2 separate regions of the Homo sapiens genome follow, and region 1 is linked to region 2. A link is a contact called in ENCODE Hi-C data. All regions are on one chromosome and are shown on one strand. The core of a region is the stretch at or near the end of the contact, and the rest is flanking DNA. Distances in the headings are between cores, read along the strand shown. Region 1 holds the start of DTNB-AS1 (DTNB antisense RNA 1). Region 2 holds the start of ITSN2 (intersectin 2).

Region 1 (4,249 bases), core at 641-3,140, 1.1 Mb before region 2:
GAGCTCAGGTGATCCACCCACCTTGGTCTCCCAAAGTGCTGGGATTACAGGCGTGAGCCACCCTTTATTCTTTTTAATGACATAATGTAGACTGACACTCAGGCATTCATGTTTCTCTACATATCTTTCCCTTATACTTTTTACCTGATTAATGAGTATTAATTAATTACTGACCTCAAAAAAACTTCCTATTTAATCTAGAAGTGTTTATGTGTTGGTGTTTCTAATCCATGTTCTACTTCATTTTCCATTTGTCTGATATTGCTTTTGAAACTCATTTTACCAGGCCAGGCGTGGTGGCTCATGCCTATAATCCCAACACTTTGGGAGGCCGAGGCAGGTGGATCACCTGAGGTCAAGACCAGCCTGGCCAATATGGTGAAATCCCACCTCTACTAAAAATACAAAAATTAGCCAGATGTGGTGGTGCATGCCTATAATCCCAGGTACTCAGGAGGCTGAGGCAGGGGAATCACTTGAACCCAGGAGGCGGAGGTCACACTGAGCCGAGATCGCGCCATTGCACTCCAGCCTGGGCGACACAGTGAGACTCCATCTCAAAAAAAAAAAAAAAAAAAAAAAAAAAAGAAGAGAAAAGGAAACTCATTTACATTTACCAGATGAATTCTGCAGTTTTGAATTTCAACCTCATTTGCAAATGCTTATCTAGTTTGAGTGTAAATTTTTATGTAAATGACTACAGTGGCTATGTCATTGCTTTGGCCACCTTGCCAGACCTCATTCATGTGGAAGAGACTCACATGTTTTTAGGTGACATAAGCAGTTCTAAGTTTACACTTTATAATTAAGGTATTACCCCCTTTTAAATCACGTTGGCTCTATCCCTTGTCATCAGTCAATATTTAGTGACCCCACCTGACTAGTTGATAACACAGAGGTTCTCAGACCTGGGATCTGACCTGTTTACTGTGTTGACAGAGCCTTAAGGGCTTTATCTGAATAAGTTTTGTGAGTTTAAATTATACAACACTATCCTAAATAACACTTTGCCAAAGTCCATTCTCTCCCCAGTACCAGGCCACATGGAAGGCCTGTAAGTCCTGGAAGCGCTGCCCTGCCCACTGTCCCCAGCCTAACCTGATATATCTACTGCAAATTACGGTTTCTCTTCTGACAAACTTAAATTGCAATCACCAGATGTCCAAGTATGAAACATTGCTTTCTGAATTTCCCTATTCTGTTGAGCCACAGCAGTGTTCTCTTTAATACCAAACCTGGAGAAAACTGTGGAAGTAGGGAGATGTCTTAGAAACAGTTCTAAGAAATTACATACTGGTCTTTTGACCTCGGATACAATTTCAGCCTGTTAGGATTGCCCCATCCCTCCCCAACCATCGCACTTTCCACTTCAACACAGTGCCAGCAATGAAAACACATTTTATAATTGTTTAATAACTGTCCTATGACTGTTTGCCTTGCCTCAAGAATATAAGAAAAGTGTCCTGCCCCAAAGGGAAGTCTGGCAAGGAAGAGAGCTTGCTTCCTAACTGCAAAGCAGGTGCAAAAGCAGAAGCGCTCTAATTCCTTCCCGCTGCCAGAGCCAGTGTTCAGCGCTCTGTGCCTAGGCTCCTGTGAGTTTGGCTTTGGTCAGGCATCCAGCATCTGGCTTTGATTGTGAAGAGCACCTTCCCATGCTGAGTTGGGAGTCTCCTTAAGAGATTTCTCGGTGCCCATTTATTTCTAGTCCCTGTCTGTCCCTTGCAGTAATAAAAATTATGTTCTCCAAGTGTTTACTCACCCTCTCCCTTTCGTAATTCCTTTGCTTTACTGAGGTCTTTCTCACCATTGCACCCAGGTCTGTAGACTGTGTGGGAGCAGGAGCACTTACCCATTCCTGAGACTTCCTAGGCACGTACATGTTCAGTAAAGACTGGCTGCATGAATTGTTCCAATTTAAATAGAACCATTGCACAGCTTTTAGATTTACATACTAGGCCAAAGAGCTGAGTCTCCCTGACCACAGTGACCCATGGTGAGGCACAGAAGGAGGAAGTGGAAGAGGCCCATTAAAAGACAGAGTAGATGAGTAGCAAAGAACTGAAGAAAGAGAAACTTGAAAGTGTTCTCTTTATCCTTTTTCCTGCAGTGTCTGATAGTGCATTCATTTGGGCAGTCAGCTAATAGCCAGCAAGTGCCTGCTCTGTGTTCCATCACCATAAGGTTCTAAAAGACAGAGACCGGCCAGGTGCAGTGGCTCACACCTGTAATCCCAACACTTTGGGAGGCCAAGGTAGGCGGATCACCTGAGGTCAGGAGTTAGAGACCAGCCTGACCAACATGGTGAAACCCCATCTCTACTAAAAATACAAAATTAGCCGGGCATGGTGACACATGCCTGTAATCCCAGCTACTCCAGAGGTGGAGGTTGCAGTGAGCCCATATCGCACCATTGCACTCCATCCTGGGCAACAAGAGCGAAACTCTGTCGATAGACAGACAGATAGATAGATAGATAGATAGATAGATAGATAGATAGATAGATAGATAGATAGATTGATTTAGATGACAGAGACCATTTCTTTGTTTCCAGTGCTTTCTGCATAAGAGGACTAAATAAACCTGTATTGAATTAATGAAAAACTGAGGTCAAGAATTCTTTTTTGAATGACCTTTCAGGGTCTCCAAACAGTTTCCAGTTTACTGGGGGAAGTTGTGTATGTATGGGACTCACTGAAAAAAAAAAAAAAAAAAAAAAAAAAGACTGTGCCTGAAAGCAAGTAGACGGGGATACAGTTCCAACATGTTTAGTGTGGAGAGGGGACCAAATAAGAAAAGAACCTGTAGTGGGCAGAATTGCTAGTTGGGAAGTGATGAGGGCAGTGGGTCTCAGACTTGTATGCACCAGAATCAGAGACAAGATTGAACGCATTGCTGTGGCCCACCCCTAGAGCTTCGGTTTGGTGGGGATAGGGTGAGGCACAAAGTTTACATCTCTGACAAGTTCCCAGGTGATGCCGATGCTGCTGGTCTGTGTTCCATGCATCAAAAACCACTTGCCTCGATAAATGTACCTAAACACATGTGAATATCGTGAATGATGAATATAGAATTATTATTACAATTTCAAGTCATGGTTGCACTTCCTCTTTCAGATTCCCCTAAATAGCTATGTGAACCTTAGGCAGGTCAGGCCCTCTAGGCCTGTTTGATCTATAGTAAGAATGTTGGCGAGGTGGTTTCTAAGGTTCTTTCCTTCTAGCTCTAGGAGTTAGCATTGAATCACTCACCGGGCCGAGGCCTGCTGCTTGCTTCGTCCTCTGATGCTCCTGTGGGGGATGGGGCCTTTGATCTCAGCACCTGTGGGCCTGGCCTGGTTTGCCTGATTTTTCTATCATTTCTGACCAATGTTTGTGGTGATGGGCATTAATGGGCATTAATTTCTCTCCTTTTTTCCTCTGCCTTTTTTTTTCATCTTCAACACTCCAGGAGGAAGAGCAAAAGCAGGCAGTAAGTGAACTTCGGAATTTCCCGCCGGACTCTCGCTCCTTTGCACGTTCTTCCTTTCCTCATATAAATGTTTCTCCTCTTCTCCCCGCACATCATCTCTGAAGAGGGTTTTATGTGTAAAACCCCCAGCGGTTCTCCCCATGGTGTTGTAAAATGGCCTAAAAGTTCAAGGCATGTTTACCCAGTAGAGCATGTTCTTACTTAAAACCAGAGCTTGTAAGTACCCATCTGTTGTGCGCATTGAAGTGTGCATGATTAGCCAGGCTACCATTGCATTTTCCTGCTCTTTCATTCTCTGTTGTTGTGTGTCTGGAGTGATTTTAATTGCTTGAAACAACTTTCAGGGTGCTGGGGTGACCTCATGTCATGAATGAATGTGCATGAAAATGAGGACTTCTTTTGCTAACTATAGATGTCCTGCAGTCTCGACTAGGCTTCTGGATGCTGGGGCTGTGCCAGCCTCCTTAACAAAATTACTGACGACGACTGAGACACTGACTCCACTTGCAATGATTTCCTGTTCAGAACCTACTCCAGACGGAGCTCGGGTTTTTCTGAGCTGTGTGGCTATTGCATGGTGTTTGGGGGAGGTTTATGTTTGTTTCTGTTTATCCTGATAGCCACTGACCCACACAAGAAAGTCAATTGCAGGCTTATCTACAATATTAGCACCATATGTTTATATAACATAGTAAGATTTCAAAGCATACATTTTTTAAGCTGAAGCTGAGTTTTCGTTTACCTTGGAGCTTTTTTATCCTTTGGGAGATAAATACAAAAC
Region 2 (4,265 bases), core at 250-2,749:
TGGCCAACATGGTGAAACCAGTGTCTACTAAAAATACAAAAATTAGCCGGGCGTGGTGGCAAGTGCCTGTAATCCCAGGTACTTGGAAGGCTGAGGCAGGAGAATTGCTTGAACCTGGGAGGCGGAGGTTGCAGTGAGCACAGATCTCACAGTTGCGCCACTGCACTCCAGCCTGGGCAACGGAGTGAGAGTCTGTCTCAGGAAAAAAAAAAAAAAAAAAAAAAAAAAAAAAAGAAATCTTGGGTCTTATATCCAAAAATCTTGAGTCTTACATTTGGTTACTTTTTTTTTTTTGAGACAGAGTTTCGCTCTTGTCGCCCAGGCTGGAGTACAGTGGTGCAATCTCTGCTCACTGCAACCTCCGCCTCCCAGGTTCAAGCGATTCTCCTGCCTCAGCCTTCCGAGTAGCTGGGACTACAGGCGCCCGCCACCACGCCCAGCTAATTTTTGTATTGTTAGAAGAGGCGGGGTTTCACCATGTTGGCCAGGCTGGTCTCCAACTCCTGACCTCAGATGATCCACCTGCCTCGGCCTCCCAAAGTGCCGGGGTTACAAGCGTGAGCCACTGTGCCAGGCCGACATTTGGTTACGTTCATTAGGAAACACTAACTCCTCCCTCACCCCAATCAAAAGAAAGCCTTTCCCCTTGAAGAAGCTTCTTGTCAAGGGCAAACCTTTGGGGTTTTGGGATACGGTGGCGGCTTGAGTTGAAGTCTGGTCTTTTGTGAGGAGACCAGGAACCGGGAGGGGAGAAAAGAGACAAATTCTGAGTAGGAGCTTCGCCTGTCCCTTGGCGAGGGGTGGGGAGGAAAGTTTAGCTTCGTCGTGCTATGCTCTATGGGGACAGAGTCTTCCTACTGCTCGGCGGAGTGTGACTAGCGTAGAGGGTGCTCCTCGTGGGCGCTCCGCGTGTGTTATGGAGGAGGGCGAGGAATGGTGAATGGATGACCGAGGGTATGGTTAAGTCCTCCAGGTCCCTGAGAAGGGTTCAAGAGGCCTGTAACAGACCCATGGGCAAGGGTGGGATCAACCTCCTTCCCACCTTCCACCCCCCAATTCCCAGAGAATTCGTTCCCCCAGATCAGTGGAGAAAACTTCGGCGAGTGAGAAGGTTCCAGGGAGAACCCCGTGGTGGGTGCAACAGGGATGTGGCAGGCACTGCTTGGGACTTTCCAAAACCCCGGCGTCTGCCGTGGCAGGAAAAGCACCACCCAAGCTCAGCATGTTACCTCGGGGAGGAGGAGCCAGGTGGGTCTGTGCAACTCCAGGAAGGGCTGCCAGGTCTGGGGCTTCGGGGCCTCCCCGAGGGCAGAGAGGAGCGCTTCGGACCCGACCGACTCGGAGCAGACCTTCAGGGTTCAATGCCCCGGAACTCCTGGGGCGAGGAGCCACGCCCGGGCAGTTTCGGGCTCCGGAGGGTGGGGAGTCGGTGCCCGGCAGCGGGCGGGCCGTCAGCTGCCCGGCCCGGCGCCTACCTCCCCGCCCCCCGGCTTCCTGCGGAGGCCGCGGCCGCCATGTTGTTGTGGGGCTGAGGCGGCGCCGGCGGAGCCCTGAGCGGCTGTGACAGGCTACGCAACAGGTTCGCGGGCGGCGGCCTGACGACCAAGCCAGCTGCAGTGGCGGCGACGGCGGCAGAGCAGGGTCTCCCCGCGCCTGCCCGCGCCCAGGCTGCCGGTGCTGAGGGACGCGGAGTCGCGCTGTGACGAGCGGGAGGCGCGGCGAGGGCGCCAGGTGGGTGAAGCCGCTAGCGGGGCTGCAGCAAGGCGCGGGGCAGGTGCGGGCGCCGCGCCCGCTGCCCGGAGGCTCTGCGGGTCGGGCTGAGGCGGCTGTGCGCTCCGCACGATGGGGACGGGTCCTCGGGAGTACGGGCGGCCCCCGAGCTAGGCCCCTGGCGGGCTCGGCCGTGCGGGGCGGAAACCTCCGGCCCCGGGTTCCTTCCTCTGCTGCCGGGCCGGGACAGACGCCGAGGGGGCCTGGGCTGGGCTGCCCCTTCCTTGCGGCCGAGCCCGGGTCCCTGGCCGCGGCCTCGTCTGGCAGGTGGCGGACGCCGGCGAGGGTCGGGGGTGGCGTGGCCCCCTCGCTTTCGGGGTGTGAGCAGAAGAGAGCTCTGGGGGCACCCGCACGCCTCCTCGGGGACCCATTTTATTTTCGCGGAGTTGGTTTTCCTTCCTGGCAAGGGTTGGTGCCGAATGTCAGGTGAGCCGCATCCCGGTGCGTCAAAGTAGCCCGAGTCACGAGAGGACAGTGGGCGGATGCTTGGCGTCTACCGCTCGCGTTCCTCCGGAGTTGGAAATGTTAAATTTACCTTCAGCGTTATTGACTTCCAGAATATACAGGAAGCACCGAGAGATGTAATCTCTCAGGCCAGATAAAGTTTATTTGTGTATTTATTTATTTATTTTTAAAGACGTCTGCATATGCATAGTGAGTGGGTAAACCGAGGCTGAAACTGCAGATGGCTTTGTATTCTATAGAAAGATGCTCCGTTTGGATTTATTAATTATGCGCCTTGTCGCTCTAGAATTACCAATGGCAAGTGTGCTTTATTTGAAACTTGTGTTAATACTGAAATAGGAATATTTTTTGATGGAGCCAACCCCTTTACGATAGGAATTAAGGTTAGCATAGAAATGACTTGCTTTGCTCCATGCTTCTAGTTTGTCTCACTAGTGTTTGCTTGCTTACTCAGAAATAGGCAAGGTGTGACTTGAAATTTTACGTTGTTAGTGAGCTCAGTTTAGGTAGCATAGCTCTTGTAGTTTAAAGCTTCTTAAGCGTTTCGAAAAATTGCCTCTCTCCCTGTGCTGGTTTGCTATATTGTTAATCAGTGATAAAACCTAAAAGCTACCTAGAAACATCGCATAAAACATTTACGCGAATTAATAATGACGTCCTTCCAAATTTAAAGATACTGACAACTCTGATGTGTTTTCCTTTAGCTTTTTTTGGCTGTGCCTGTGACTCTCTTGTAATTTCAAAAGTAAATAAAGTGGATGTATTTTATGTTTTTGAAAACGTGGAAAAAATGTGCATTGCTGCTATTTTGATGTAATATTAATAAGCAGTTGAAAAGCTTGCATTTTTTCACCCTTCCATGCATTGATAACTATTCCCTGTGCCCACCTTTGTAATGAAAGGTAAACTCGTCCAAGAAAACTTGACCTGTACAGAATTACTAAGCAGGGAGTTACCATTGTTCGGTACATCTCAAGGCTAAAATCTTGATCTCTCCTGAATATGAGGAGGTGTGTTAGGCATGTTTTGGGGATTGGATTAATAGTGTTAAAAAATTTGTATTTTCACAAAAATAGCATGTACCCATCACCCAAACTCAGCAGCTTTCAAGAAGCTTTTCTTTTTTTCTTTCTTATTTTAAAAAATCCTTTAACCTTATGTAGTTAGTATATCTTTTTTAAAAAGTAGAAAATCATGTAACCTTAGGATTTTTAGTTTTAATGTAGAGTTTCACAAATTTCCATCTTTAGTAAGACAAAAGGGTCACATATTGGCTGTCTCCTTCAACTATACTTTCTTCAGTATAAAATATGTTTACCATGGTTGTCATTTATCGAGCACGTAACTGCATGTTAGACTCTATGCTAAGTGTTTTACATAATCATTTAAAGCTCACTAAGGCCCTAGGAGTAATTATTATCTTCCCATCAAAAAGGTAAGTGAAATGTTAACCTGAAGTTTGACTACTTTAGGTCTCTGAGCTAGTAAGTACAATAGCCAGGTTTCAAACCAAGATCCTTTTAACTGCAGCACCTGTGCCTTATCTGGTAGAGTCATCTTGGTTCATACATTTAAAAAAGAGTTATCTATGTGCCGGGTGCCCTGGCTCATGCCTGTAATCCCAGCACTTTGGGAGGCCGAGGAGGGCGGATCACCAGGTCAGGAGTTTGAGACTGACCAATAAGGTGAAATCCTGTCTCTACTAAAAAATACAAAAAATTAGCCTGGCATGGTGGCGTGCGCCTGTAGTCCCAGGTACTCAGGAGGCTGAGGCAGGAGAATCGTTGAACCCGGGAGGCGGAGGTTGCAGTGAACCGAGATCGCACCACTGCACTCCAGCCTAGGCGACAGAGTGAGACTCCGTCTCAAACAAAAAAAAGAAAAAAAAAGTTATATGGGCATTCAGTAAAAAATATGTGTTTAGTGAATGAGTGAAAGTACATATTAGTCCATTAAGTAGCATTTTTACATATTGTATTTACTTGTAAAACATTTATATTAACAAGTTCCAGAAATGATTCAGAATAAAC

The links. Hi-C counts contacts between places; a loop is a spot of excess contacts on that map. Pooled maps may share reads with other maps.
Region 1: a map with no recorded cell type shows a loop between it and region 2 (4-fold over the local background). The contact joins the promoter of DTNB-AS1 here to the promoter of ITSN2 in region 2. A Hi-C loop is called at or near these places in 4 of 37 single-sample maps with no recorded cell type and 5 of 50 pooled maps.

What each region holds. Positions count from the first base shown.
Region 1 is chr2:25,418,734-25,422,982 of GRCh38, reverse strand. DTNB-AS1 (DTNB antisense RNA 1) reads right to left here and starts at 1,890. Exons shown (of 3, transcript NR_183382.1): 1 at 1,760-1,890. DTNB (dystrobrevin beta) reads left to right here. Exons shown (of 21, transcript NM_021907.5): 16 at 3,448-3,468. RefSeq lists an enhancer at 2,958-3,637.
Region 2 is chr2:24,357,770-24,362,034 of GRCh38, reverse strand. It overlaps ITSN2 (intersectin 2), which reads left to right and starts at 1,499. Exons shown (of 40, transcript NM_006277.3): 1 at 1,499-1,731. RefSeq lists an enhancer at 1,066-1,215 and silencers at 1,316-1,615, 1,626-1,675, 1,686-2,085.